Linked DNA regions of Homo sapiens: region 2 is linked to region 1. Evidence: chromatin loops called from intact Hi-C (ENCODE). Cell type or tissue: heart right ventricle. All regions are shown on one strand. Each heading gives the region's core, and the rest is flanking DNA. Links, peaks and the distances in the headings are about the cores only. Region 1 overlaps PFDN4 (prefoldin subunit 4). Region 2 overlaps DOK5 (docking protein 5).

The links. Hi-C counts contacts between places; a loop is a spot of excess contacts. Peaks named below come from ENCODE experiments on the same cell type or tissue, not always from the same donor. Only the 100,000 strongest peaks of a DNase experiment are listed, where the experiment ranks them.
Region 2: a loop joins it to region 1, with 16 times the contacts of the local background. A loop is called at or near these places in 92 of 110 quality-filtered maps.

The regions. Positions count from the first base shown.
Region 1 is chr20:54,211,192-54,226,910 of GRCh38, forward strand. It overlaps PFDN4 (prefoldin subunit 4), which reads left to right. Exons shown (of 4, transcript NM_002623.4): 2 at 3,160-3,267; 3 at 4,109-4,249; 4 at 7,828-8,770. The coding sequence ends at 7,959. Among named protein-coding and RNA genes, the nearest start is that of PFDN4, 11 kb to the left of the region's middle. In heart right ventricle, for the core only: a CTCF peak has its summit at 8,824 (motif pointing right); a DNase peak (open chromatin) is centred at 11,284; H3K27ac peaks cover 2,389 bases.
Region 2 is chr20:54,640,488-54,656,206 of GRCh38, forward strand. It overlaps DOK5 (docking protein 5), which reads left to right. Exons shown (of 8, transcript NM_018431.5): 7 at 2,971-3,091; 8 at 9,928-10,682. The coding sequence ends at 9,992. Among named protein-coding and RNA genes, the nearest start is that of DOK5, 170 kb to the left of the region's middle. In heart right ventricle, for the core only: CTCF peaks have their summits at 6,524 (motif pointing left), 6,723 and 9,150 (motif pointing right); DNase peaks (open chromatin) are centred at 3,474 and 9,154.

The DNA of each region.
Region 1 (15,719 bases), core at 4,322-12,321:
GGCCAGAATTTATTTCTAGGGACCCAGCTGTCAGTGCAGACTCCGTGTAATACCTAGACTTGGTGTGAGGCATGACTGAGTATGGTTCAGTTTCCTCCTCTAATCCCGTAAGATATTAGTTCTCAAGAAAAGAGCCCAGGGAATTTTAATTTTTACTTTGGATCCCGAGCAGGCATATTTCTCTTTGGCCTAGCAGAATTTCTTTCTAGATCTGGATCTGTTCTTTGTAATGATTTTTGATAAACAATATTCAGGATGTAAAATGCTTAGCTATCATTTGACTGACTCCATCATCAGGCTTTCTCCTACATGTTCATTTTATCAACCCTATAAGGTAGGAACTAGCCTCTCCATTTTACAGATGAGAAACCTGAGGTGGTTCCAAAGAATTGGGTAATTTGCCCAAGGTTCCTGTTTGCTTGGATTGGATTGCAGCCTGACTCTTCCCACCACTCTGTGTGCTGCCTCAGATACTATAGGATATGAGTTCTTCCTAGAGTTCTTCTGACTTTGAGAGTAGCTACAGCTGGTTTCCCTGAAGGCAGGAGTTCCTAACCTTTTGGGGTTGTGGATCCCTTTGAGAATCTGGTGAAAGCTATGAAGACCTTCCAGAAGGATGCACATACTATACATGCCATTTTGCATACAGTCTCTGGGTATATCGACCTGTCAATGTCCATTGACCACCCCCACCCCCCAGTTAAGAATTACCCACTTCTGGCTGGGCGTGGTGGCTCAAGCCTGTAATCCCAGCACTTTGGGAGGCCGAGGCTGGTGGATCACCTGAGGTTAGGAGTTCAAGACCAGCCTGGCCAACATGGTGAAACCCCTTCTCTACTAAAAATACGAAAATTAGCCGGACATGGTGGCATGTGCATGTAATCTCAGCTACTTGGGAGGCTGAGGCAGGAGAATGGCTTGAACCCGGGAAGTGGAGGTTGCAGTGAGCCAAGATCATGCTACTGCACTTCAGCCTGGGCGACAGAGTGAGACTCTGTCTCACCAAAAAAAAAAAAAAATTACCCACTTCTTGCCAAAATGCAGCTTCAAGAAATGTAGGAATGTTCTAGGACAGTGAGACTAAAACAGAAGCCTCTGTTAGCCATCAAAGGCACTGACATCTTACTGTCTGCTGTAAATGGCACTCCACTGGGCGGCATGCAGTATATTTGACTCACACATCAACTTTAGCCCTTAACCCCAGTGGGAAAACCACTGTAAAGATCTGGATACCAGGGGCCACATGTGTGCTGATGCCTGTGGTTTGGTGGGGCTACAACAGGAAATTCCTGCTTTGGAAAGACAGAAAGCAGATAGCCAAATTCTCTCTACCACATTTTGGAAACTATGTGTTTGAGTCTGATCAAGCATGATTTAGATTCAAATTCAGAAACCATGTATTAGCCTTAGTTATGTGCCAGGCAGTCCTGCACTGGATCCGTTCATGTGAATGGCTCTGTTGAGCCCTCACCAAGACAAATACATCTATAAATGCCTGTTGGGGGTTCAATATTTAAACAAAATGGCATATACTCTTCAGGCAAACAGGAACTCTTCAGAATTCTCTGCTGTCTATTTGCGTAGGGAATTGACAGTTCTCACTTAGGCAAAATGACTTGTGTGCCAAGATATAGACTTTGGTTTCTTGAGCGTAGCTCAGTGTTCCCCAACTTCCATATTCATCAAAATTATGCATACGGTTGAACACTCAAAGCTAGACATAGTGTGATGTAAAGGATTTTTTCAGGCTATCTTCTGGGTTGTTGAGGTGGGGCATAATGCATGTGAAATTGTTTCTTGGAATGAGAGCCTAACAAAGGGGAGGACTGTGTTATATTCCGACCACTGAGCTCTGTATTGCTTGACACTGCCTTTCAACCTCTGAGAAATAAAAGTTCACATACCTTAAGTCGATGGTCATGAGAGACCAGGTCAGGGATGGAGTGTGAATGTTGTGAGCTCATTACTGTTACTGCAAAAGAGCCAAAAGTAGTGTTTCAGTATGAACTATTTTTATACACACACAAATATCTTTTCTTCTTTAAACTAGAATCAGGTGCTCTGGTTTTCATTTTATAAATGGAAGGGAAACCCTAAGGAGAGTCTGGTTTTATGTTTTAGCTTTATTTTTTAAAAATATATGGTACCTCCTTGAGAATCTGATGAAAGCAGACATCCTGCTGCCTCTTCCAGATGTGCCTAAGCCTGTGTACACACTCACACACACACGTGCACACTCACAGAGACGCACGTTCACATTCAGTTACCGAGAACTCATGGACCTGTCTGACCTCTGAAGCCAGTCTGCCTGGGTTGAAATCAAGTTCCACCACCTACTGGCTCTGTGGCTTTGGCCATATTATATAAAGTGTACCTCAGTTTCTCAATCTGTAAAATAGTGCTGGTGATCCTCCCTAATAAGATGGATTGCAGGATTAGCAGAGATAATAAAGTACTTAGGAAGTTTTGGCACATAGTAAATTCAATCAGTGTTAGCTATTTTTTTATTATTTCATTGGTACTTTATGTTATCCAAGTACTCTTTATTTGCAAATTTGTAAATTTAATCACATTAAATATTAATTTTTAAATACTAAACATTCAATTTTCATCATTTTTTAGTAAAGTAGACCTTATTAAGACATTTAAACAGGTCCTACATTATAAACATAATTTTTGCTGTGAATGGAATAGAGCCACTGAAATGTACAGTGACCCTTTAGCCAGTAAGCTCATGCAAGTTTTAGCTCTAAGAAAAAAAAAACACTACTCTGAGACATTTACCAATATATTTGACCATGTAACTTTTTGTTTCCTGGGTCATCTTAATGAAAGAATGCTCCAACTTGAGAAATTCTGCTCTGTGCCAAAAGTTGGCTTTTTTTCTTTCCTTTTAAAAGGACTTATTAATTGTTCTTTATGTTTGCAATATGTTTATAGCTTAGGAATTATTTTATGGAGTATCAGAAAAGGTTATAGATTTACAAACAAACCTTAAGCTTGTGGAGCAAAAAATAAGGCATTTGTTATGTTCTGTACTTCTTGTGATTCTTGACTATATGAGTGCAAATGGCTTATTGAGTTATTGTTGAGAAATATAAAAAGCTAACTGATAACTTCTCCGTTAAAATTTTACAAAAACTTAAACACTTCTTTCAGGCTGCAGAAGATGTCAATGTTACTTTCGAAGATCAACAAAAGATAAACAAATTTGCACGGAATACAAGTAGAATCACAGAGCTGAAGGAAGAAATAGAAGTAAAAAAGGTATTGAAAATAATTATTAGAAGAATAAAATTTTTTTATACTATAGCTACTAAAACTGAACTCAGTTAACAAGTGAATATATATTTCTCTGGGCTGTTTGTTGCAGATGAATGACGCGATCCACTCTAGTTAAGCAGAAAGTCATTTTTTTTTTAAGGGATATGCGATAACTTACAGAGTTGTTGAGGAGCTTGAGTCTAGACCGAGGTTCCAGGAACAAGTCTCGGAGAACTTGGCTGGCGGTGGAACAGCTGTTGCCTCCACTGATCCCAGAGTCAGCTGTCTTCCCAATGAGGAAGCCACCCTTGCAGACTTAGGAACACCAAGCTGCTGCTGCCAGTGCCACCTACCCCAGTAAATCTGGGGCCTGTGTCCAGCCGTCCCCCTTGAGTTGAAATCCAGCTCAAATGCATTTGATTGGTGGAATTGAAGTTATTATCACTTATGCATGCTGGCAGAACTTTCATTACCCGCATGATTTACTTACACCCTATCAGCAAGCAAGGCTGAGAAATGTAGGCTGGTTTTTTTGGTTTTGTTTTTGTAGGAAGGCAGAATTCACAAAGTCAAAAATTGTTAAAATAGAAGAAATTTTGAGTGACCATGTGCCTGCTGTCCACCACAGGGCGCTTATTGTCCAGAGGACAAAGCTTTAGGTAGCTCTAAGTGCTTGCTTGTGAAATGTCTTCTAAAAAGTTACAAATTAAGGTCTTATTCTAATGTGGTAATAATACCTTTGTGAGAGGGTCCCTCAGAGAGTTGCTGTCCCCAAATTACAATTGGCCTTTAGCTTCTATCAGAGAACTTTGAGTACATTTTCTTTGCCATTTTGCATTTATAGAAACAACTCCAAAACCTAGAAGATGCTTGTGATGACATCATGCTTGCAGATGATGATTGCTTAATGATACCTTATCAAATTGGTGATGTCTTCATTAGCCATTCTCAAGAAGAAACGCAAGAAATGTTAGAAGAAGCAAAGGTATGTTAAAGGTTAATTCTGAAATTAGAATTTATATCACTATAAAGAACATGTAATTATAGATGTAGGGAAATAGTAGATGCTAGCTATAGCTAATATTTACTGCCTTGTTATGTCCCAGGCATGCTCCGAATGCTTTGCCAGCAGGATTTTGTTGAATCATAACGATGACCTGTTATCCCAATTTAGGGACAAAGAATAGAGGCTTAGAGAGGTTATGGGATTTATTCAAAGTGACACATAGACAGTGGTCTTCTGACTCCAGAACCTTGCTCAAAACTAAAAGTATTTAGAAGGTATAGCATATATTGAAGCAGAAAAGAAAAATCCCCTGTAATTCTGCTATGCAGAGGTAACCATTCATAGTGAACATTTTCCTGTATTTCTTTTATGTTCTCTCTGCCTCTCTCCGTGTAGTTTGCTTCCCAGTTGGGACAATTAATGTTCCAGGAGGAGCATTTTTGCTGGTTTCATTGAATGTTTGTTTGTCCAGCAGATACTCATTGGAAGCCTGCTCTGAGCCTGGCACACAGGCCTTTAAAAACATCGTTTTTGAAGACTGTTTAATATCATGTTGATGGTTATCAATTGGGGTCACGGGTCTTATTGTTAGCATTAATTTGTTTCCAATATTTTGCTGTACTAATGTTACTGTGAGCATTCTTCTACATAAATCTTTGTTCACATTTAGAAAATTGTTTTGAGGAAATAATTAGAGAAATATAATTACTGGGTCAGTCAGCATATGAGTTCTCTGATAATATCTGAGACATTTGATACATGGTATGAAATTTTCAGTTCACATGCCTTCTTACTATTTGGGAGGGACAGCCACGTTGTTTGTCTATGAGAAGCAGATGGCAATTAAACCTTTCCTAATGCTTTTGCTAATTAACCTGATTGCTTAAAATGATAGTCTCTCTTCAAATGTCATAAAAAGCAAAACTTCGTATGAATGAAACCCACATTTAGTAAGTCTTCAGAAGAACTATCACTCCTGGGTCTTTCCATGCATAAATCTTATATGTCTCCCTTATGTTTAAATCTTTTCTTCTTGGTCAAATTTTGTGATTTTTGTTCTTTTTATTTGTTTAACCATTTAAAAAACATTTTTATTGGAAGTATTCCCAGATAGCTTATGGTTTTTGTGGCTATTGTGAATCCCCTGCCCCATACACAGATAGCTACTGAACTTTTATTTTATTTTATTTATTTATTTATTTATTTATTTTTTGAGATGGAGTCTTGCCCTGTCGCCCAGGCTGGAGTGCAATGGCGCAATCTCGGCTCACTGCAACGTCTGCCTCCTGGGTTCAAACAATTCTCCTGCCTCAGCCTCCCGAGTAGCTGGGATTACAGGCGCCCACCACCACGCCCAGCTAATTTTTGTACTTTTGGTAGAGACAGGGTTTCACCATGTTGGGCAGACTGGTCTCGAACTCCTGACCTCGTGCTCGTGATCCACCCGCCTCAGCCTCCCAAAGTGCTGGGATTACAGGCGTGAGCCACCACACCCGGCTGAACCTTTCTTTTTTTACTCATTCTAGAATTCTAGAATGAATGGAGTGCTTACTCTGTATCAGGTTCTGCCATGTACTAGGGATAATTGGGGACAACAAAACCTGCCTGGCCCCTGCCTGCATGGAGCATATAGTCTAGATGGAAAGAAAAAAAAGTAAACAAAACTGATAATGAGTAGAAAGTGATATGAGGATAGAGGTGGCTTTAAGAACACAGGAAGAGGAATCTACACTAGTCTGGACATCAAGGGTCAGGGAAGGGCTCCCAGGGAAAGTGATGGGATAACAGCTGAGGAATAAGTGGCTATTAGCCAGAAAGGGGCGGCGGGGGGCGGGGGGTTCTAGTCGTGAGAAGCAACATGTGTGAACGGCCATAGGATGACGGTGGTGCAAACATAGACCTGCAAGAAGATGTATTTGCTGGAGATTGGGAGCACCTGAAATTGTGGCCACATCTTGGAGAACTCCAGTCAGTTGAGTTGAAGAAATTGTACTTTGTCTTAGCAGGGGTCAGCAAACTTTCTGTGAAGGGCCAGAAGTAAATACGTTAGGTTTTGTGGGCTGCACAGCCTCTGCCATAATTACTATGAAAGCAAGATGAGTGAATCTGCGTGGCTGTCTTCCAATAAAACTTGACAAAAACAAGCTTCAGGCTAGATTGGGCCTGTGGGCTATAGTTTGCCCACTCCCGTCCCAGAGCAAAGAGGAGCCTTCAGAGATTTTTGGAAAAGAGAGAGATGATTGGACTTGCGATATTAAAATGACTTTCTAGTGTCTTATTTTACTTATTAACCAGGTTTTCTCGGTATAGAAATTTAGAATTTATCCCTTTCTAGTAGCCATATGTCTTATTTTTGTTTCTTGTTTTGTAACAGTGATTCTCAAACTTAGCATGCGTGAGAATCACAGTCACCACAGGGCTTGTTAAAAATCCAGGTTGCTGGGCCCGACCCAAAGACGATCTTTCAGGTGGGCTGAGGTAGGGCCCCAGAATGTGTATTTCTAACAAGTTCCCAGGTGATTTTGTCCCTGACACTGGTCTCGGGGCCACCGTTTGAGAACCATTGGCTAGATTTCTAAAACGGCAACACTGTCAGTATTAGATATTCTTTGGTTTCTAATGTTAGTGGGTATTTGGTTTGTGTGATTTCATATTTTTTTGTCATGTTTAGGAAAAAAAATTGTTTTGATCCTAGCCAGGAAGGAACTTAATGGCTTTTTTTTTTTTTTTTAAAACAAAGAGTATATGTTAAAATTTATTTAATCTATTAATGAGGGAAGCATTAACATTACAAAACTGGTTTTAGAATTGAAGAGGCTAAGTATCTATAGATAGGTAGGTAGAAAGAATTGTCCTTTGGAATTGTATTTTCTTTTTTTTAATTATAAATTGACAATTTATAATTGTATAAATTTATGGTGTAAAACGGGATGTTATAATTTATTAATACAATATGGAATAATTAAATCAAGATAGTTAACATGTCTATCACCTCAAATACTTAGAAAATATCTGAGTTTTCACTGGGCAAAGCTGCTCTTTCTTACAAATGAGGCACTTTTTACCACTCTTTTCCAAAGTTTAGCTCCAGAGGCCTCAAAGTTAGTGAAAATTTCTGCCAGATTTGGATCATAAGTTGTTCTTCTTAATTATTGGTGGTTGGTGGTGTGAGTTTCTATCATTTCCTGTAGTCTCATAGTTATTTTTGTTGTTGGAAAAAGCTGGGTTAGAAGCCAGCAGGCCCAGGATAAACTATTTATAGAAGTCTTTGTATTTGGTTCTTTGTTAGGAAATAATTTAGACAGTAATTTTTTACTATTTTTTAGATCAGCAGAAACTGAGAAAACAAACTTGATTTATTCTGTGATAAGCAGATATGGACCATGAATTAAAAATGCCCACATTCAGACATTTAGATCTAATTATCAGTGTTACTTAGCTGCCTGTCCAAGTTTAGAAGGTTCTTGACCTAAAATTCTTCCCAAATATTATTTCAGACACAGATGCTCAGAAATCATCCTATTGAATAGAATTAATTTAAAATATTTTTTTTCCAGAAAAATTTGCAAGAAGAAATTGACGCCTTAGAATCCAGAGTGGAATCAATTCAGCGAGTGTTAGCAGATTTGAAAGTTCAGTTGTATGCAAAATTCGGGAGCAACATAAACCTTGAAGCTGATGAAAGTTAAACATTTTATAATACTTTTTTTATTTGTTTAATAAACTTGAATATTGTTTAAAATGATAATTTTCCTTCTTCAAATGACATGGAAAGCAAAACTTTCTTTTTTAAAAATTTTCATTTATTTAATGGAAACTTGCCCATTTTCACATGTCTGCTTATTTATTTTATATTTTTAAAAGAAGACAGTATTCACCTATGTATTTTGCATAACGATTATATCAAGTCTAGGGGCTTCATGTCATGTTATTAAAATCAGTTAAGCAATCTTTTATGTTTCTATATTATTTAGAATATTTGTTGTTGCAATTTTCACATAAGAAAATTTAACAGTTGTGTCATGTTGTTTCTGTCTGATTTTAATTGCTGTCTAATGACGGGGAAAGCACGATGAAAAGATGTACAATCCTGCATCCTTGCTTATTTCACAACTAAAGCTTTGTCATAGACTTCAAAATATATATGTATATATTTTATTTAAATATATGTTACATATTATATTTAAACATACATATTTAACATTTTTTACATATCTATCAATATCAGAGATTTGGGTAAAAGAATGGGTAATGTTTAAACATGTGGAGGCATGTGGAGCTTTATACAAACAGGGCAGAACCACAGAAGAACGTTTTAGAAACCAAGAGATGTGCAGAAAGAAATGTTTAGTGTTTTTTCGTTTTAAATTTTAGATTTTATTTTAGTGCTTTGTAATTAATTGGGGTTTATATTGATAAAGATGTGGAAGTTAAACAGCTATGTATGTAAAAGTAAGGCTTATTTCTTAAATAAAGGATGCATTTCTTCCCACTCCCCCACAAAAGACAAACATTTTGGGATTTGGGAGACCTAAATGTATTAACTTTCCAGCAGATGGCACTGATGTGCCAAATGTGAATGGAAGGATCCTAACACAACAATGAGATTGTTAGGATTAAATATACATAATTTTAGAGGAAATATTTTTAATTTTTAAGGCTAAACTGCATATGTATTTTTTGGTTCAGTGTTTATAAACATGAATTCAGGCTTAAAGATAGATGATTATATAATTTCTAAAATTCTTAATACTATAAAGGCAGTTTTTTCTTTTCTTTTTTTTTTTTGAGATGGCATCTCACTCTGTTGTCTAGGCTGGAGTGCAGTGGTGCGATCTCGGCTCACCGCAACCTCCACTTCCTGGGTTCAAGCGATTCTGCCACCTTAGCTTCCAGAGTAGCTGGGATTACAGGGACTTGTCACCACTCCCAAATAATTGTATTTTTAGTAGAGACATGGTTTCACCATGTTGGCCAGGATGGTCTCCATCTCTTGATCTTGTGATCTGCCCGCCTCGGCTTCCCAAAGTGCTGGGATTACAGGCGAGCCATTGTGCCCGGCCAAAGGCAAATTTTTAAATTGCTGCAAAAATCTTCCCAAATAGTGATATTCCAGTTCTGGAAAATGACTCTTACCAAAAAAATGCAAGGATATTTTTTTCTTGCATCCATTTGGTTAATGTTCAGTTAGAGGATTGAGGCTGGGGAGGTAGTCAATCAAGTTGCAGCAGGAAATAAGATCAGAATAATTTGAGGAAACTCTCACCAAAGTTAACAATGGTGCCGGGTGACCACTAGGGTCCTTTTGGACCCTCAAAGGCCAGGGGAGAGAGCAACTGCCCACTTCACTCCCTGACCAGGGAAAGTTGCTTTTCATCTGGGGAGGAACACAGCCAGCCTGTGTCATACCTGCAGTGGTAGAGCCAGGGGACTAGACATCCTGACCTCATTCTCCCTCCAAAATCCACCTGTGTCCCACCATTGGCCAAACCCAACCAGAATCCGGAGGTGGTCCATAGAAGTCAGTCGCCTGCAGGGCCTGGGAGGGGTGGGGAATGGATAGGTCTGGGGATCCCCCAGTGGAAGATCTAGCATAGGAGGGCGACTAAAGTTTAGCCCTTTAGAAATGTTAACAACGAACACTCGCCTGACATGGGCCAAGAGACTGAACTATGTAATTCACTGGGACTTCAAATTTTGTCCTGCATATTATCAAGAAAACCTAATACAAAAACCCAAATATCTAACATCAGTGGGATGGAAGCGTGTGATGTTGCTAACTTCATTTTCTTAACTTACCTGTGACATTTTAGAACATTACAAATATTTGATTCCCATTTTAAGTTCATTTCTAAAGCCTTTGCTTATTTTTGTGAATAGTAACTTCCCTGGGCTAGCTGAAGACTGGGGAACAGCACGCGGTGCATCTGAAGGGAAAGGAAGAAATGTCAGCTTCAGCCAGTAGTTGCGACAGAGGGAAGTTTTGATCTGGATTTGTCACTAACTTCTTTTTTTTTTTTAAGCAGGAATCTTGATTTGCATGTGCAATCACTCTTTTTAGACTGGGCCACTATTTGTTTTTTAAAGCAGTGCAGGCTACACAACAGATAATTGCACAACAGATCTGGCCCTGAGACTGCCAGGTTGCAAAGTCAGGTGCATAATATGATACGTCATGTGCAGGCTTTTCACAGGAAGTGGTAGTAGAAGTCTTCTGAGCAGCTATGCTTTGCTGCTGACTGTAATGTTTCATTATCTCTCACATCCATTAATTTCTTTCCATCTCCACAACTACTGTGATCCTTGTCCAAGCCTTGTGAGCTCTAGTCAAAAGCATGGCTAAGTAAGGGAGCAAGGGGATGGAAAAGCCATTTGAGGTAGGGTTTCGACAGGGGGTCTCTAAAGGGTTTTGAATAGAAAGGAGCAGTACTTTTTAATAATTTGGCAGTTGTTAGGTGGGCTTTACTGTAGAAAGATGGAGGTAGAAATACTGGATGTTATTGTACCTTTTCTGGTGAGCCGAATCAGTTGGCTGAAGAAAAGATACACCAGGACTTAGAGAAGGGGTGAAATGAACAAATTTTGTCAATGATTGGAGAAACGAAGGTGAAGCTAGAAGGAGAAACCCAAAGAGAAGTTGGTTTTGAGCACAGGCCAGTACAGCTTGCAACAGGTTTTCTTTGGCTTCTATAGTTTAACAAAGAAAAAAAAAACCCTGAATTTGTTGCCACAATCAAATCCAGAGATCTCACATAAAAATGCACGGTTTGGCAACATTGAAACCATATTTCTAAAAGGCAGTCTTCAGCTGCTCATGCGTTAGACAAAGCAGGCTGTCTCCAGTTCACCCCAGTCCCCACCTAGCCCACTACCCTCATTTATATTACCTGCGTGGTGCCTGTCTGTATTTGCTTTGTAATCTCTGGATGCCTGCTGGTAGTGTAAGCAGAGGCAGGAAAGAAAGAAGTGTCTGGTTTGCAGGAAGCAGGGCAGAGGAGGGGGAGGGTGAGAGAAGGGCACGAGCTTGGCATCAGCACTTGGACTTCCCAGGGCATCAGCCACGTGGAGACATGTAATTGGCAACCGGAAAAGTGTGTTGAAGTTTAGGATATGCGGGACTAGGGAGGTATATTTGAGAACCCTTTTCATCCTACAGAAGGGCTTAACATTTAACGCACATAAAAATCACCCGGGGATTTTGTGACACTGCAGACTCTGGCTCCGTGTGGGCTCGGGCTGAGATGCTGCCTTTCTAACAAGCTCCCAGGTGACGCTGCTGCTGCTGAGCCCTGGTGCCATGCATTGGACAGCTAAGGTAGCTTGCCACGAAGAAGAGGACGTGGGGAAAATGCAGGTGGGAGGAAAAAGAAACAGCAAAGGAGACAGAAGCTGCAACGGTAATGGGAGATCCGCAAGAGTGTGGAATCCCAGAAGCCATGATGAGAATGCTGAAAGGAGGAGGGAGTGTGATCAACAGCAAATAGTACAGTGGCGAAGCCAATAAGAGCCGAGAAGATGGAGCTCTATTTGATGACTAAGAAGGCCCTTATTTCCTTCAAAAGAGTTAACCCACCCCTACTCCTTACACACAAACTGGAGCTCCAAACACCCTAGACCCCCTGACCCGAGGCCCCCACACCTGAGCCCCATACCCTTGAACCCCACACACACCTGAGCCCCACACACACCTGAGCCCCACACACACCTGAGCCCCACACACACCTGAGCCCCCCACACACCTAAGCCTCACACAAAGCTGAGTTCCCATAACCCTGAGCCCCGAAACCTAAGTTTCCCCACCCCTAAGACCCCCACATTTGAGCCCCACACACCCGAGTCCTACATATAACTGAGTCCCCATACACCTGAGGCCCCCAGACTGGAGCCCCCATATACTCAAGCCCTCCCACACACGAACTCCCCACAGAGCTGAGTCTCCATGTACCTGATCTCCCCACACCTGAGCTCCCATATACCTGAACCCTACACACACCTGAGACCCCCATACCTCAGCCCCTCCCACATCTGAGCCCACACACACCTGAGTTCCACACACACCTGAGGAATCAGCTCCCTCCCGTCAGGCACCAGTGATTCTCGGGGGTGATAATTGTGTGGTTTGAAAAAGCCTGAACACATTAGGTGCTGAGGATCAAAAATACATGAACAATTCTCTAGTTCAGCGTTTCTCCAGGTGTGAACATGGAACCAACATCACCTGGGAACTTGTTAGAAATGCCAAGTTTTTCACAGGACTAAACCCTGAAAAAAAATTCCCCCACTGGGCAATGATATTGAGCAACATAATGGTCATTGCCTTCAAAGATGACTTCATAGCAACTCTGCAGACAGGGCCCAGGGTTTTAACAAGCACTCCAGGTGATTCTGACTCAGCGAAAGAGCTGGTGGGGTTCAAATCATTCCATCTTTCTGGGATTGGAGGGCGTGGGGGTGGTGTTGGGGGAAGAGACTGGAGCACCAACTGAGAATTCTTAATGCAGATTATAGTGCTGGAGAGGGTAACAAAAGAGGGCAGCATCAAAGAGATTGACCCATCCAGTTTAGGGATCGAGGGTAGCTAGAAGCATTCCGGTTGCTGGTAGTAAACAGATTATAAAAGATTAAGCAGTAGGTGGTGTGAGACTTGGAGGCAGCAAGTGAAAAGTATTTTTACAAGAAAGTTAACAGTGGTGGGAAAGAGGCAGAGCATCACTTAATGTCACTGTGGTGCAGATGGAAAGGCTTTTTTTTTTTTTTTGGACTAGGGAACACATGAATACACACAGTAGATGAGAAGGAGCCAGGAAAGAAGATGATGGAAAAGTCAACGGACAAGAGGTAATAGTTGGAGCACATCTGTGAAAGAAAGGGGTGCTGTAGTGCTTATACAAACGGTAGACTGGGAAAACACAGAATTAGGTGTATATGTTACAAAAACTCCTAAGGAATAAATGGTAGAGAAAAAAATTTAGAATAGTGATGAACTGTAGGAGGAAGATATAGTTGGGGTAGGCAAAAACAGGAGGAGGCTTCAATAATCTTTATGTTCTATTTCTTAAGTTGGGTCATGGGTCCATAGTTATTGGTAGTCAATATGTTTATTATTAATTATTTTATGTACATGAAATTCTTCACAATAACAAGTTTTTTTATAAAGTTCTGTTGTGGCACAAACAAACTAGGAAAAATGTGCATTACTGTGGCATTGTTATTGATATTTCTGTATTGCATTCAACTACTTTTTTGTCATTTGACATAAAATGGATCATGGTGACTCTCCAGTTTTGTTTTGTTTTTTTCTTATAGAGACAGAGTCTTGCTCTGTCACCCAGGCTGGAGTGCAGAGGCATGATGTTGGCTCAGTGCCAACCTCCGCCGCCCGGGTTCAAGTGATTCTGTTGCCTCAGCCTCCCGAATAGCTGGGACTACGGGCCCATGCCACCATGTCCTGCTAACTTTTTTGTATTTTTAGTAGAGATGGGGTCTCGCCATGTTGGCCAGGCTGGTCTCAAACTCCTGACCTCAGGTGATCTGCCCACTTCGGCCTCCGAAAGTGCTGGGATTACAGGTGTGAGCCACGGCGCCCAGCTGACTCTCCAGTTTTAAAAGTAGAAAATCAGCAACAACCAAAAAGTTAAAAGTTGGCTTACAGATTTGGTATAGAAAATTGTTTGTGCAACAGTCATTAGCATCCGTTTGTATGTAGAAATTTCTGGTAACTAAGTTCTTTGATCCTCCATTCTGGTATCTAGGAATAACTCTAGTGATGGCGACGTTAACAATTAGCTTTGAGTGCTTATTGTAGGCTGTCAGTCTTCTGAATTTTTTTTATATATTCCTTCCTCACAAGAGCCCTTTAAAGTAGATTCTTTACCATCCCTCATTGTGCAGAAGTAGAGGAAGGTTTAGAGACGTTAACCTGCCCCAAGTTTTGCAGCTTACTTAGCAAATGGGTGGTTAATGAATGCACAAGTTGTACTTTTGAAATTTATTTTGTTAGATGATTTTATTTGTGTTCTGTTACTTATCCAAAGGAATTTCAGATCGGTTCTCATATAGACATATAAAAGTATATGTGTGTATATATAAAAATGTAAATATAGCATTAATAGATTAGGAAAAAAGAAAGGGAGAATAAGTTGGTCACAGAGTCCACCTTTCAGATTGATGTACTCTGAACCTCTATGTAGCTAAGACAGAGAAGGAAAAATGATGAGTAATACCACATTGGAAAGGGTGTTATATATGAATATCTCAGGAGACAAAACATCTTTCAGAGGTCTAAACCTTAAAAAAAATTTTCCCTCATTAGGCATTGACTTTGAGCAATGTATCAGATGCTAACTTTAACAAAGACTTCAAAGCAAAGGCAAGAGCAAAATTCATATGGCCAATTCTTGTAGCAATTAAACAGTTAACCTAAATCCAAGGGAAATAATTTAGAAAGAGGCCGATAATACGCAGCCAACATCCACAGATGTACCCTGAGCTAGGCATTAGATATCTTATGTACCCTGAGCTAGGCATTAGGTAAGTATTCACATACATTAATCATTACAAGGTACAAACTAGTATTATCATCATGTCCATTTACAGATGAGGAAACAGAAGCCCAGACCAAAGTTCCAAGGCCCCTAAGTGAGGAGCCAGAACTCAAACCCAAACAGTGGGGCTTCCAATCTGTCCTCCCAACCATTCTATTGCAATATTGAAGAATCTTCTTACAATCTTCCCAGATCCAAGGACAGTCCATAGGTCACTTCAAACTCAGAATTTCTCTTCAAATAGGAATTAGAGAGCAGAATAATGATGGCCTTTGTCTATGAATTAAATTAAAAGACCTTCTTCCTAGGAACCCATTTTAATTCAGTCCTATAAGATAGCAAAGGTATCAGATTATACCCACAGAACACCTGGAATTCTGAACTTGACCACTGTGCACAATAATATTGGGGGCCAGGCTTGGTGAGCCACCATACACCATATGGAGTATGGAGGCTAGGGGTGGGTAGATCACTTGAGTTTAGGAGCTCAAGACCAGCCTGGGCAACATGGTGAAGACTTATCTGTACAAAAAACACAAAAATTAGCTGGATGTGTGGTACATGCCTGTGGTCCCAGCTACTAGGAAGACTGAGGCAGGAGGACTGATTGAGCCCAGGAGGTCGAAGCTGCAGTGAGCCACGATCATGCCATTGCACTCAGCCTGGGTGACAGAGCAAGACCCTGTTTCAAAAAATAAAAATTATAAAAGGAAAGGAAAGGAAGAAAGAAAAGTATTGGGGAGGGATAGGTTCTATTGGGAAGGGACAATGAACACCACAGCCATAAATTCTGATTAATTTTGTAATAATACCTCTGACATTCACAATCTTATTGTAACTTGGAGTAACGCTGGAATTATTGGTAGAGTTCGATAAAACCTATAGTAACACAGATGAGCAAGTGT
Region 2 (15,719 bases), core at 2,956-10,955, 430 kb after region 1:
ATGCAGACATTTCTGCATTGTTATAAGGCTTTTCTTTTTGTCCAAAGACAATTAAAATGCTTCTTTCATAAAATTAGATGTTTTTCCAAAGGGTTGAGAAAGAACTAGAGAGCCCGGCTTTGTACCGTTCTCCTCTTCAAAACGCGGCGTTGCTGTCATTTCACTCTTGATCCCAAATCAGCTTTCTGAAAATACAGTCAAATCATGCTGGGCTGCCTAAATATATTTGCAGTGAAGTAGTGAATAATTTGAAGTGACTAGTATTCCACAAATGTTTTCTTTATATGAAATTTTCTGTTAAATTAAATAGAATCTCTTTATATCAAGAAAATCAAATAACCCCTACCTCTAAATTGAGTTCTTTTCCTTCTTTTATTTTTTGAATTCCATGCAAATGAAATAGAATGTTACTAAAAGTCACTGGTAAATCGTTCTGGATTTTTTTAGACTTTCATGTATACAGAAATAACCACTATGAGAAGCTGACGAGGTGAGGGATATGTTAATTAGCTCAAATGAATTTTTTTATAGTATGTACATAGATCAAAACATCACATTGTACTCTATAAATATGCATACTTATTATTTGTCCATTAAAAATACATTTTAAAAATTAAAAACAAGAAACAGCTGCAGAACTTTTCTACTAGCTTAGTACTTAGCTTTTGGACCTTTTCATCTAAAAGTTTATTTTTAGGAAAAGTTATCCTCATGGAATCTAATCCTGTGTGATTCCACTTGGGGGCATGTTTTGGTAATTGTGGAATTATGATAGGGACAGGGAATTCGATTCAGCAAATGTAAATTCAATGCATACAAATTAAATTTTCTTTTGAGTGAATATTATAATCTTTTTTTCAAGTTGAATCTCATGAACTACAATGAGTTTTGGTCTTCAACATATGAAGCCTCCTATTATTTTGGCTTTACTGAGTGAATTATGCCTGAAACTACCATGCTGAGGGGATGTGTACAGTGGAGACTTTTTTTTCTTTAAGAGATTGGAAATTTTTAAAAAAAAAATCCTAACATGGGCATTGCAATTTCTAATTATCATCATCATCATCATCATCATCATCATCATCATCATCATCTCCATCTCCATTTTTCCCCTTTACCTATTTGTTACTAGGTAAGTCCAAGTAGGTATCATCTCATCAAACTCTTATACTTTCCAAATGGATAGGTGTATAATTTCGACAATTTTCATATGAGCAACTAAAATGACATTGCACTAGGTCTGTAACCCCCTGTGTCTCCTTCGTGGTACGACATATAAATGTTTCATTTCCAATTCATGTAAATCTTCCATCTTTGCCAAGTATTACATTGTGCCTATGTGTAGTTAACTGGGCCTTGAATGGGAGGATACTTAAATAGCCGTCAGCTCTCGCCAATGTGAAATTACCTCCCAATGAACATCTTGCATAAATCTTTGTGGGTGAATTTTTTTAAAGATGGGAATGGATTATTTGATATTCAAGCATCCAGGAAATTCAACTTTGCAAATAGTCACTTCTTACACAATGGCATAATCAACCTGCGTCATGATTGTGTCTAAGACCAGGGCTCAGATACGGGGGTGCCTGGAGGTCTGCTTCCACTTGCACCCCCATTCTTCTTGCATGCGTTGACCCCGTTCACCTTTCCTTTTATTCTACCCATCCTACAGGCTCTTTTCTCTCTGAAACTTTCCTTCTTTTGTATAATTCTTTCCCCGATGTGGTTGGTCAGGCTGTTGACTGCTCTCTGATAATCTGGGGGACTAGAACTGTGTCTTTAGAGTTGCCTGCTGCCAAAAGCCATTTCATCTTTTTTCCTCCCTCAATGTCTGGAACAATGATTTGTCGACAATACTTGTTCAAACAGACTTTTATTTTTTCTTTCTGATGCCAGAACACCCAACACAAGTCAGTTTAAACTGACAAGAATTAGGCTGGGTGTGGTGGCTGACACCTGTAATCCTAACATTCTGGGAGGCCGAGGTGGGTGGATCACCTGAGGTCAGGAGTTCGAAATCAGCCTGGCCAACATGGAGAAACCCCATCTCTACTAAAAATACAAAAAAAAAAAAAAAAAAAGAAAAATTAGCCGGGCGTGGTGGCATGTACCTGTACTTCCAGCTACTCAGGAGGCTGAGGCAGGAGAATTGCTTGAGCCCAGAGGCGGAGGTTGCAGTGAGCTGTGATCGTGCTACCACACTCCAGCCTTGCTGACAGAGCAAGACTCCATCTGAAAAAAAACAAAAACAAAACAAAACAGAAAAACCCCAAACTGAAAAGAATGAAATGGCTAATACAATTGAAAAGTCTGGGGCCAGCCTCTGGATTCAGTGGGATCCAAGGTCTCAGTGGAGTGTGTGAAGATCTCTCTGCTTTTCTTGGCTGTCTTCTTCTGAATGGTGTCTACTCACTGTCACGTGGTCCCTTTGTAGTTCCAAGATAGGCTCCAGTCCCATCTCCAGCCTCTTAACAACTCCACGAGAAATCATTCAACACATGTTACTTGTATATCTATTACATGCAAGGCAATATTCTGCACTCTGGGGATAGATCAATGAACAAAACAGTCATAAATCTTTAGCTTACTTCTGCTGATTCTCTCTTCCACAAAAATGCTAACAATGTCTCAGTAAATTATTTCGGAGTGGTCTGGCATGGGTCACCAGCCCAACCCTAAAGTGAATGGGGGAATCAGCCCCACCGGGACTAGAGGGACTTAGCTGGGTTGGAGGGAAGTTCCCCAAAGGAACGTCATCAAGGCACTGTTGCCAGCAGGGTAAAGAATGGATGGTGCTAAGTAAGCAAAAACAGTAGCTGGCCACCATGCCCACCACCTTCAATCGATGTTCATTGATTTGCAGCCTGGCCAGCTCTGTGGTTCTTTTACTCCATGCTCTCCTGTTTCCTCAGTCAGGCCACTTTCGGCCCCAGTGTTGCTGACGCACAACTTTCTTCCCTTTGGCTGCAGCTCCAGATGAAGATGAGTGAGCGGGCCGCCTCGCTGAGCACCATGGTGCCCCTGCCTCGCAGCGCCTACTGGCAGCACATCACACGGCAGCACAGCACGGGACAGCTCTACCGCTTGCAAGGTAAGCGTGGGGCTACCTGTGTCCAGGGTGTGGGCCAGGCCTGGGAGTACTGGGGAGGGGGCTCAGCTCAACTCGCAGCTGCTGCATGCCAGCTGGTTAGTGCCCTTCCTCCAAAGGTAGGACCCCCATCAAGGCCTCACACACGAGGCACTTAATCTTTGTAGAGCCAAATATCTGTATGGCTCTAGAGATATTTGTATCTATCACAGTGTCCGGGGGGAAGTCACTTAAAATGAAGATTCTTGGGTTTCATCCCCAGAGACTCTAGATCTTAAGGCATAGGATGTGGCTGAGCAATCTGCACTTTTAACAGACCGTACACAGGGTCTGGGCGAGGGGCCAGGGACCAGGCTACAAGAAATGATGTAGTGGACTGATGAATCACAGCATCAGCATTACTTGAAGTCTTGCTAGAAATGCAAATTTCCATGCCCTTCCCCAGACCTACTGAATCAGGAGCTCTGAGGGTGGGGCCAGGCCACCTGTATTTGAACAAGTCCTCCAGGTGATTCTCCCGAGAGCTCAGGTCTAGGAGCCAATGTTTTGGTGGATGGGGCCCTGGACTGAGGCCAGAAGCCATGGCTTCAGGTTTGCTGAATGACTTTAGGCAAATCCTAGTAAGCTCTTCTTCTAGAGAAGTGGTCTCTGAAGCATGATGCAGAACAGCCCATAGTGTGGACAACATGAACAATGAAAAAATCTGCTTAAAATGGCCAGGCGTGGTGGCTCACGCCTGTAATATCAGCACTTTGGGAGGCCAAGGCGGTCAGATCACCTGAAGTCAGGAGTTGAAGGCCAGCCTGGCCAACATGGTGAAACCCTGTCTTTACTAAAAAAAATACAAGGCCGGGCGCAGTGGCTCACGCCTGTAATCCCAGCACTTTGGGAGGCCGAGGCGGGCGGATCATGAGGTCAGGAGATCGAGACCATCCTGGCTAACACAGTGAAACCCCGTCTCTACTAAAAAACACAAAAAAATTAGCCGGGCGTGGTGGCGGGCGCCTGTAGTCCCAGCTACGCGGGAGGCTGAGGCAGGAGAATGGCGTGAACCCGGGAGGCGGAGCTTGCAGTGAGCCGAGATAGCGCCACTGCACTCCAGCCTGGGTGACAGAGAGAGACTCCGTCTCAAAAAAAAAAAAAAAAAAACAAAATTTAGCTGGGCGTGGTGGCATGTGCCTGTAATCCCAGCTGAGTCAGGGGAATCACCTGAACCTGGGAGGCGGTGGTTGCAGTGAGCCAGAATTGCACCATTGCACTCCAGCCTGGGCAACAAGAGCAAAACTCCATCTCAAAAAAAAAAAATTCTATTTAAACCTATCCTTTCAAACATATTTGTTTTGTTTTGTTTTTCATTTCATAGTACATAAGAATAGCTTATTATGTTATGCGCCTTTGTGGGGGATACTTGTAAAAAAACTCTTTTTTTTTTTTTTTTTTTTTTTTTTTTGAGACAGAGTCTCGCTCTGTCGCCCAGGCTGGACTGCAGTGGCGCGATCTCGGCTCACTGCAAGTTCCGCGCAAAAAAACTCTTTAATGATGAGGTACAAGACCACCAAACTGGAAATAGAGTGCACTGGACTACACGTAGTTTACGTGCAGAAATTTGCTGAATAATTGAATGCAAGAATGAATGAATGACCATGGAAGACTATGGCCTTAGTCCTCCATGCTCGCTCTGAACCCTCAGTCCTCCATGCCCGCTCTGAACCCTCAGTCCTCCATGCCCGCTCTGAACCCTCAGTCCTCCATGCCCGCTCTGAACCCTCAGTCCTCCATGCCCGCTCTGAACCCTCAGTCCTCCATGCCCGCTCTGAACCCTCAGTCCTCCATGCCCGCTCTGAACCCTCAGTCCTCCATGCCCGCTCTGAACCCTGGTCACAACAGCATTTTTTTCTCAGTCTTTGCTGTTGGTCCTTTCTCCCCCAGGCAGCTTTTCCTGTATGCTGCGCCCGTCCCTCATCCTAGTTAACTCCTGCTCACCTCCAGGTCTCACCTCCAGCGCCCCTCAGGCTCCAAGAAAGCCCTCAGGACTTTCTTGTAACTGGAGTGGACATCTCTGATGACGTGCACTCATAAGATGCAGATGATGGCCGGTTTTCATTTCATATTTATGTGGCCAATTGACTCATGGTCAGCTCTCCCAGGAAGCAATAATGTACAGGAGGGCAGGAGAGCTGTGCCTCCTTCTATCTTTATCATTTTATCCCCCGGCACCTTGTATGCCTTCCATCAGGATTTGTCGAAAGAATGCATAATGTTAAGAAAGCACTGGGGGTATTTACATTTTAGTTTTCATGACTCTGTGCTCTGTTCACTAGCAGAGAGCATGGCACATAGCAGATGCTGCAAAAAAAAAAAAAAAAAAAAAAAAAAAAAAAGATACTGAGTGCCTCTGTGAGCAGCTGAGCAAACGACTGAATTAATAATTGACAAATAAGCTTACCTTCCAAGATTTCTCTGCAGAGAGAGTGAGTTAGATTGGGTTGTCACAATGCCACTGATTCTCACTTAAACTTCAAAAATGTTTGCAATATTTGAGTTATATCATCACAATTTTTGTCATATACATACCAGAATGTTACTCGATTTTACTCTCTTCTATTTTAATATACTTCTTTAAAAAAAGCATATTTTACTACCTTAATACTGTTATATCCACTGGTTATACTGTTTTTTTTTTTTTTTTTTTTTTTTGAGACAGGGTCTGGCTCTTCGCCTAGGCTGGAGTGCAGTGGTGCGATCATGGCTCACTGCAGTCTCAACCTCCTGGGCACCAGTGATCCTCCTGCCTTAGCCTACCAAATAGCTGGGACTACAGGTGTGTGCCACCAAGCCCAGCTAATTTATTATTTTTAGTAGAGAGGGTGTCTTACTATGTTGCCCAGACTGGTCTCAAACTTCTGAGCTCAAGTAGTCCTCCTGCCTCGGCCTCCCAAAGTGCTGGAATTATAGATATCAGCCACTGCACCCAGCTAGTTATGCTTTTTAATAGACAATAAAATAAATAATAAGTATTGAAGATTTAAAAGATGTTCACAGAGTACCTAAAATTATCTTGCTTATCAAAAGTGGCTATTTAAACAAGTACATTTAAAAAAAAAGTTTTATTCTTCTACCTATACTACCTACCTTCCCTCTCCCCTACTTTTCATACCCCTTAGAAAAAGGAAATAGGATTGGGAAAAGTTAATGACTTGGGGGCCTGGGGTGTGCCATATGATGAAGTTACAGAGCCTTTAATTTCTTCTTGTTTTGCTGATGATTATGGGTTGTAATTCCTCTGGCCAATTCACCTACATTGATGAATTTCAGGCTTTTTTTTTTTTTTTCTGGCAAATCTGGAGGTTAAGGTTGGAAATCATACAGACCCTTAAGGAGGAATTTAACAAATTGGTTTGAGAATAATGGTCATTTTCTTCAAATGTAGTCTTCGAGAGCCCCCTGCTGGTTGATTTGGGAATTATCATTTTACTACAGTTTTTGGTGGGGAAAGGGAGGTGGCTGGTTTTGACACGTGCCACACAAGACATACCTAATCTACCTTCACTGCTTCTCCCACGTCGTTTTAAAATTTTCATAGAAATTCTCTTCTATGATTATGCAGATACAAAATCAACATTGGAAGTAGGTTTATAATGAAAACTGTCTGGGCGTGGTGGCTCACACCTGTAATCACAGCACTTTGGGAGGCCGAGTTGGGTGGATCTCCTGAGATCTCGAGTTCAAGACAAGCTTGGCCAACATGGTGAAACCCCACCTCTACTAAAAATACAAAAATTAGCTGGGCATGGTGGCGGGCGCCTGTAATTCCAGCTACTCGGAAAGCTGAGGTGGGAGAATCGCTTGAACCCAGGAGGCAGAGGTTGCAGTGAGCCATGATCATGCCACTGCACTCCTGCCTGGGCAACAAGAGTGAAACTCTGTCTCAGTTAAAAAAAAAAAAAACAAAAAAACTATGGAAGAAACTTACAGAAGCAATCAACAAGTTTATGTTGAATACTATTCACTGGATTCTTTTAGGAATGCATTGGATAAAATAACAGCAGTTACATCAGTAGCATTTCCCAAATTATGTTCCTTGGAAAGCTAACTCTGGTAGACAGCACCTTTCCCCTAAGAAAGGTTACTGTGGTCAAACGCGTCTGGGGGAAATGCTACATGTTAAGTTCTCATGGAGAGTCAGAAAACAAATCAATAATTTCAGGGCTCTGAGATGCCCTGCAATGAAAAACCTGATTAAACTTGTTTAAACCAAAGCTCTGCACATCTATTTGGACATGAAACTTCTTTTCCTTCTTGTTATATGAATAAGCATTCACGTGCCACCAGTGCAGTGCTGAAATCTCAGATTTCATCATTACGAGGGAGACAAGCCATATTCAATGGGGTCTTTCTAAAAGCTACTCTTTCTGAGGACCTACTGTGTACCAGCTTTCCGCTGGGACCTAACATACATGATCTCATTTAGATCCCAAAACAGCTGCCCGAAAGGGTATTTTATTCTCATTTGCTGTTAGGAAACTGAGAATTTGAAGGGTTATTAATGGGTCCAAGACTACCTATCTAGTAAGTAACAAAGATTTTAAGGTTTTTCTCTCTCATTCTTCCATCCATCCATTCTTTGTTTACTCAGTAAACGTTTATTGAGCATCTAGTTTAGGCCAAGCGCTGTGCTAGATGACAGACATACCTGGGACTCCTAGGCAGGGATATTCCTTCCCTCTCGGAGCTTATAATCTAATGGAGAGTCACAATCCATAATCAAGCAGACATAGTTAATTTCAGATTTGGTATATGGAACAGTGGAAAAGAAAGTTTTTATGATAAAGAAAGTGAGGCAGAGCTGTTGGTTTTGAGAAGATGCTGACAAAGGGACTTCTTGAGATGGGGTAGTCAGTGGAAGCCCCTGCAACACCCCAAGACCTTAAGTCTAAAAGAGGCAGCCATACCGAGAGCCAGGGGAAGGCATTCTCCATAGAGAGGTCAGCAAATGCAAAGGCCCTGAGTCAGAAATGAGCTGCGGGCATTCAAAGATCAGGAAGGAGCCAGTGTGGCTGGTGCCTAAGGGACATAAAGAGACAGCCGGGGTGGTGAATACAGGTAATCAAGACTTGCTTATTCTAAGTGTGAGGGGAAGCATTAGAGGGTCCTCAGCATGGCAGTGTCAGATTTAATCGATATTTTCATTCAAGGGATTGCAAGAGAACAGGAGAGGAAGTGGGAGACTAGCCCCAAGGCCGTTGCACATGAGCACCGGAGTGTCTGGCCTCAGTACAATGTTCCTCTAACTCTCTCACCTCCTTCTCAAAGTTATCATCTCAGCAATCTTTACCCTTAGGCCAAGGTGCTTCATTGCTCCAGTGTTTTCCGAACTCTTCTGTGGGAATTGCCTTGGAAGATAGCATCACTGTTTCAAAACAAAAACAAGAAAAACTAGGCACCTATATCATAGATCGGACCTAAGATAATTTGAGGAAATCAAAGAGTGGCACTAAACAGTTGTGTCACTGAACCAGGCGTCTTCCATGTAGCCTTATGGGGTTCTCCTGACAACCATGGGAGTTGGTGAGAGTGGGACTATGGTCTCCATTTCAATGACTGAAGAAACAGAGACCTTTGGAGGTTAAGGTCTTACTCCAGGCCACATGGCTGGTGGATGTAGGCGAGACCCCCTCCCTACAAAAAATCCAAGAATTAGTCACGTGTGGTGGCACACACCTGTGGTCCCAGTTACTTGGGAGGCTGAGGTGGGAGGATCACCTGAGCTCAAGAGGTTGAGGCTGCAGTGAGCTGAGATCACGCCACTGCACTGCAGCCGGGGCGAAAAAAAATACATACAAATAAAATAAAATAAAATAAAAACAACATTGTTTTGAATGTGTGTGGGTGGGGCGGACATGCTCCACTGGCTGCAATCCTGTTTCTTGTGCCTGCTTGATCCACACATTTACTCACCAAGGCTGCGGAAGTTTGTTCCAAAGGCTTTGCGGTGAGTCCTGAGATCTTCACCTAGCCGTGTACATTTCTTTGCTTGCGGTAACCGTTGGCCAGCAGGTGGCAGTAGAACCTCTAGTTTTTGTTAAATCAGGGACGCATTATCTACAGGGATTGGCAAACAATGGCTTGTGAGCCAGATCCAGCCTGCTGACTATTTTCATTAATAAAGCATTATTAGGACGACATTCATTACATATTAACTGTGGCTGCTTTTGTGCTACAGGCAGCAGGGCTCAGTAGTCGCAATGAGACCATATGGTCTGCAAAACCTAAAATATTTAGTGTCTGGCTCTTTCTAGAAAATGCTTGACAACCCTTATATTATTAATATGTCACAAAGGGGGCTAATAGGGATCTTGTGTGTTGCCTTCTTGACTTTTTAAACTCTGTTTGGTCTGAAATCTAAACCTGAAATAATAAAGGCTAAATGAATTTTAGGAAGTTCTCCTTAACATTTACAAGATTACCAAAGTATAAGCATAAGACTGCCTTATTGCTGCTCAGGTTTCCAGAATATTCTAGCTAAAAGTTTCCATAGTTCTGTTTCTATCTCATTTCTCCTGAATACCCTGGATATGGGGATTGATGCAGATGAAAAATTAAGGAAGAAAATAATTGCTAATGGACTGACCATGGCTCAGCCCAAAGGCCACATGCAAATGATACGTAAATCATGCAATCTCTGTGACTCATTTACATATCATCCTGAGAGGCCTTTGGAAAAAATTCTGCCTTAAGTACATTTACTTATTTCTGTTATAGAGAAAGTTGTTGCCACCTAATTTGATTGTGGGCTTTCTTGAAATGTAACTGTTGATTTTAAATTCTTTTTGGAAAAGATGTTTCCAGCCCTCTGAAGCTTCATCGAACAGAGACTTTTCCAGCCTACAGATCTGAGCACTGACAGTAACTGCCAAGAATTGTTAACACACTTGTGATGTGTCAGCCACAGATTCACCCAGGAGGTCACAGAATGACAGCAAGGGAAATGACGACCAAGAGAAGAAGCTTAAAGTCCTGGCTAATTGTGTGGTCATTGGAAAACTCTGCAATACAATAATTTTCTTTATTTTCTTTTTCTTTTTTAAATTCTTAGTGTAATTGAAACGTGCTCTATAGATATTGACTCTGTGTTCCCTCTTTTACAGCTGGACAGAAAGAAGTCAATGTCACGAAATGATTTTCTATTGTAGATACTTTGTCCCTTGCACTTCTCTGAATCTGTCCTTTTGTGGATTCTTGTGATTTTCCTTCCAAGTGTTTCAGTTGTATGACAGTCAGTATTGACAATAAAATGGCTTTTAATTATTTGTTATTTGTTTACACCCTATTCCTCAGTTATTATTACTGTGGTTCTGATTAACTACTGGAAATTATATTTGATTATATCACCAATTAGTTAAATCAGTGCTTCGACTCACTCTTATCTGTTCTGTTCAAAACTATTTGTTCAAAGAACCCGTTAGTGTTGTTTACAGGGTTACAGTTTCTCTCACATGCTTTCCTCACCCCTTTACCCCCCTTTTTGAAAGCCTTTATTTTGTTCGGAGTCTCTTCATAAAACATTTGAAAATAAAAGATCATTCTTCACCCATATGTTCTTTGGATTCTGGCAACATGTTTTTCTCTATCCTAGGTATTTCTGAAGGGTGTGTGGACATTTTGCATGTGAGCTGTGAGTGTATTGTGTGTTGTGTCTAATATGAATCCAACCATTCACGCATTTGCTCACTCATTCATTAATGTGGTCTGTATTGAGCATCTATGAGTTTCCGGCACTGTACTGGAGTTCAGGGATGTAGAAATCAAAAGACAGTCTTTGTTGCCAAAGACCTTAATTCCAGAAGAGTGCCACAAGAAAATCAAGTTGGAAATATCATACAGTGACACCTGCCAAATGGGCCCCCAGTGGCCATGAACTTCTAAAGAGAAGGTCAGTGCTGGATGTGAGTTGAATTTTGTGAGCACCTAAAGTTAGAGTTCCTCTAAAGCTGCAGAGCAAGCAGGGATGGCGCCTGCCTGGTTCACTACTCTTTGCCAGATAAAATACAGGATACCCAATTAAATTTGAACTTCAGATAAGCAATGCATAGTTTTATAGATCTGAGTTAGCTGGGATTTCCTAGCACACTGCTGCTCAGGATATGTTTTTTAAGCGGTTGAGAAATACTGGGGAAAGGATTGAATTCAACTAACAATTAATTAGTAGATTAGGGTATATAAATTGTTTAGTGCTAATGGCTTCCCCGAAATGCATGTGTGTTCTCTCTGGGTTCTCTGTAGCTACTTTTCACACAATTTTAGCTGATCCTACTTCTCTCAGGGGTCTTCATTTTTGTCTTTTAAAAATTTGGTTTGCCAGGCACATTTGATAATTACTTCACTGTTCATTTTCCTGACTTTATCTGGTTCTTATTTATTTTCTTTCTCTAAGACTGTCTCATCAGAGATTCTCCATGATTCCCAGGGCCTTGGCAGCCAATGGGAGAATTACGTTGAAGAAGTAGATAAAGGAAATGGAATTAAAGAAATAATTATAATTTTAATGAAGTTAAAATTACTGAAGCAAGCCTCAAGCTAATGAGTGTGAAAAGAAATGTTGCTGAATGTAGGTAACTAGAAGTGAGAACCTCTTTGAGGATTTTTAAGAAAAGAAACGTATTGACAGAAAAGAGCATTCGATTCGGTTATGCTATCAGCTTTTATTTATGGCCGGGCACAACGCTAAGTGCTTTTGTGGTATTATCTCAATCGCCCCAATAGCTCCATGAGGTAAGTATAATTATCTTCATTTTACAGACGGGGAAACCGAGCTCAAGGAATCTAAATGATGTAATTAATATGCCCAAGATCTTTTACCTATTAAATGATAGATTCATGTTTGAACTCAGGTAATCTGATTCCTAAATCTGCTTTGTAAATCCCTAAGGCTGGCTTCCTTAGGGGAAAGCAAACTTATTCTGTAAAGAGTTGAGATGCAAATATTTTAGGCTTTCTGGGTCATATGGTCTCTGTTGCCTTCCGGTGCAAAAGCAACCATAGACTGTTTTGTATTTTGTTTTGTTTTGTTTTTTGAGATGGAGTCTCGTTCTGTTATCCAGGCTGGAGTGCAGTGGCACCATCTCGGCTCACTGCAGCCTCCCTCTCCCAGGTTCAAGCAATTCTCCTGCCTCAGCCTCCTGAGTAGCTGGGATTACGGGCACGTGCCACCACGCCCGGCTAATTTTTTTGTGTGTATTTTTAGTAGAGATGGGGTTTCACCATGTTGGCCAAGCTGGTCTTGAACTCCTGACCTCAAGTGATCCGCCTGTCTCGGCCTCCCAAAGTGCTGGGATTACAGGTGTGAGCCACCGTGCCCAGCCTGCTTTTAACATAGATAAACAGATAGGCATGGCTATTTCAATTAAACTTTATTCACAAATACAAGTGGCAGAGTTGACTCTTATTTCTGGATCCCCTGCTCTAAAATAAAAACCTCAAATGCTATCTTATATTAATTTCACAGTTTCAGGTAGAAAACATAAGAAATTTAAATACTTTACTATCTGGCCTTAAATAAGGGGAGTGATAATTTGAAGTGATTTCGATTTTTTTCTAAATCCCTACCTCAAGTAGTGAACATAGTGTGAGAAAGTTTTTCAAAGCTGTGGTGGATTTTTACCTAATGCACACTAAATTCTAAAGCATTCGTGGTAACTTGCAAATAAACTGGGGTCTGGAGGCTAAACTATGATGTTTCTGTTTTAATTACATATTAGAAAAAGCAACTTTTTTCTTTTGGTGGGAGGTGAGGATGGGGGAGCAGGGAAGTAAATCTCATATTCCTCTTTGCATCCTCAACTCTGTTAAAAATATCTTTTTTTTTACCCAGTTTAAGGCAGGATATTGCAGTAGTGATTAAAATGCTCTCAAGGAAGACTGCTTGAGTTTCTGAAATTTATTCATTCATTTTCCAAGTACTTATTTAACAGTATATATGGGTATGCCAGGATGTATACAGGAAAAGTGTGTTTGCCTTCACCATGCCTGATCCACAGACTCAATTTGTAAGCCAATTGCTCAGGAAACAGAAAAACTAACAAGAACATACATTTGTATGAGAAGACATTTTATTATTTCTTCTTTGGGCAATCTTGACTTTTGAGAAAGAGAATACTTTATGAGCTTGAAATACTGTATAAACTATATTAAAGAAAATCTTTCCTTTGGTCCTGGAAAAAAACACATAGATGTTCAGATTTCCATTAAGACAGCAAACTGGAAATTTCCCTTTGATATTCAGGTTTTAAATTCTGTAGATTAAATACTGGGCAAAGGTAAGTCTGCCCATCTTCTCATGAAAATCAACAGTTGGCTGATTTCACTGCAAACTCATTGGATCAATCTGTTGTGATTTGATTCAGCCAAGGCAGGACCAAGTGATAATCTTTTGCCTGGATCTGCACTAAATAAAGTACCATCACCCACACTCCCCTCTCTAAGCTAGCAGTTCTTAAATGTTGGCAAAGACACTTATTCACTAGATCTAGGGTGGAGTCCATAAATTTACATTTTCGATCAGTGTTTCTAGGTAACTCCAGTGCAGGTTTTGGTAAATGGCATAAAATCTCATTTTAAGAAAGCTCAAGGAGACAGAAATGCAGGGAGTACCCATCAGGTAAGACTTGAGGCACCTGGAGGCAATTGACAATGCGCTTTTATCCAAGACACCTGTGAAAAGTCAGGTGGTAGAGCCAAGCCAGTGCCTCCATTCGAGTGGGCTGCCCAAGACGCTTCCCTTGTCAGGAGATGCAGAATTCTGGCACACAGGTAAAGACGCGATTCCGTACCTGGGATAACACACAGGAAGGGGAGATGTGCTGTAATTGCAGCTCCAGAGGTGGGATTCCAGGAGGCATTTTCAACGTCGCTGCAATAGTTTCTTTGTTGCTATAACAACTAATAAGGAGACTTGGTTTGACCTTCTTTGTTTCTCTGAGATGCCTGAAGTTTGAGGCCTTCCCACACTGTTTTTTTTAATAGGAAAGAGCCGCCAGCCAGGGGCTGCTTGTGAAAGCAAAGCAGAGACTGCAAAAAAGGCAGGCAGGGTGAGGAAGTGAAGGAAGCGAGAATCCAGCTGCTCTAGCTCAGGCATCAGCACTGAGCCACCAGCCAACCTGTCTTACTTCCTTTCTCCAAGTTCTTTCATTTTTATTATAATAACAAATTTATTATCTTTGGCCTTTGGTGAGGCTGCTTTCTGTCCTCTACAGAAAAGCAGGAGTTGCTTAGGGGGATTTACAGATATTGCAGATGGGTAATGCTATAACTTGGCTCTGTGTCCCCAGCCAAATCTCTTGTCGAATTGTAATTCCCAGTGTTGAGGGAGAGGCCTCGTGGGAGGTGATTGAATCATGGAGGTGGACTTCTCGCTTGCTGTTTTCGTGATGGAATTCTCACAAGAGCTGGTTGTTTGAAAGTGTCTAGGGCTTCCCCCTTCACTCTCTCACTCTCTCTTCTGCCGCCATGTGAAGAAGGTGCTTGCTTCCTCTTCACTTTCCGCCATGACTGTCAGTTTCCTGGGGCCTCCCAGTCATGCTTCCTGTTAAGCCTGTGGAACTGAGTCAATTAAACCTCTTTTCTTCATAAATTACCCAGTCTCAGGTAGTTCTTTGTAGAAGTGTGAGAACAGACTAATACAGATAAGGTTTAGTATTTTTTGTTTGAAAAGCCAAAGTTTACATATATAAAGGTTATATGTAAAACAAAAATGAGTGGTGATTGAGTTTTATGCCTCTACAAAATAGGTTGTGAATTAACTTCAACATCTGTTGAAATGCATCAACTGGGAAATGTCCACCTCCTTAATACAGGGCTCAAATAAGAATAATACCTTGGGATACCACAACATTTACATTTGATACCCCCTGTGATCTTAGAGGAAGCTACTATACCTAAAACAATTATGCCTTCCTTTAACCATGAACATAGTATCATTTTTGCCTGCATTCTCTATAAATGTACCCATTGTGCAAAGATATCCCACAGTGGGGATCGATTCCTTGACTTAATGAGTCATGTATTAAAATTAAATATTTTCCATTTTCAAATGTTCTTGACAAATCGGGAACCCCTGGACCCACTAGTTTAAATAAGTTAATATGGCTAAACATAATGTTTTGCAATATGTAAATGTTTTGAAGGTTATTGGGTATTCCATTTCATCCTTTTGCGAGTTTTAGTAGATTGGGTCTTTCAAGGAATTAATTGGTCCAACTGATCTAGTTATCAAATTTGTGGGTATGGAGTTTATAATCTTCTAATTTCCTTTCAGTGTCCATGGGATCGGATATGGATGGCCTGGCTTTTATCTTTGATATTAGTAACTTGTATCTTTTCTCTTTTATCTTGGTTAGTATGGCTTATTTATCAATTTTATTGTTCTCTTCAAAATAACAGCATTTTGAAATTATGTATTTATTTTAGATTTAGGGAGTATAAATGCAGTTTTGTTGCCTCACTATTGCGTAGTGCTGATATCTGGGCTTCCAGTGAACCCATCATTCGAATAGTGAACACCATACCCATAAGTAATTTTTCAAACCTCACCCACTTCCCAACCTCCCACTTTTGAAGTCTCCAGTGTCTGTTA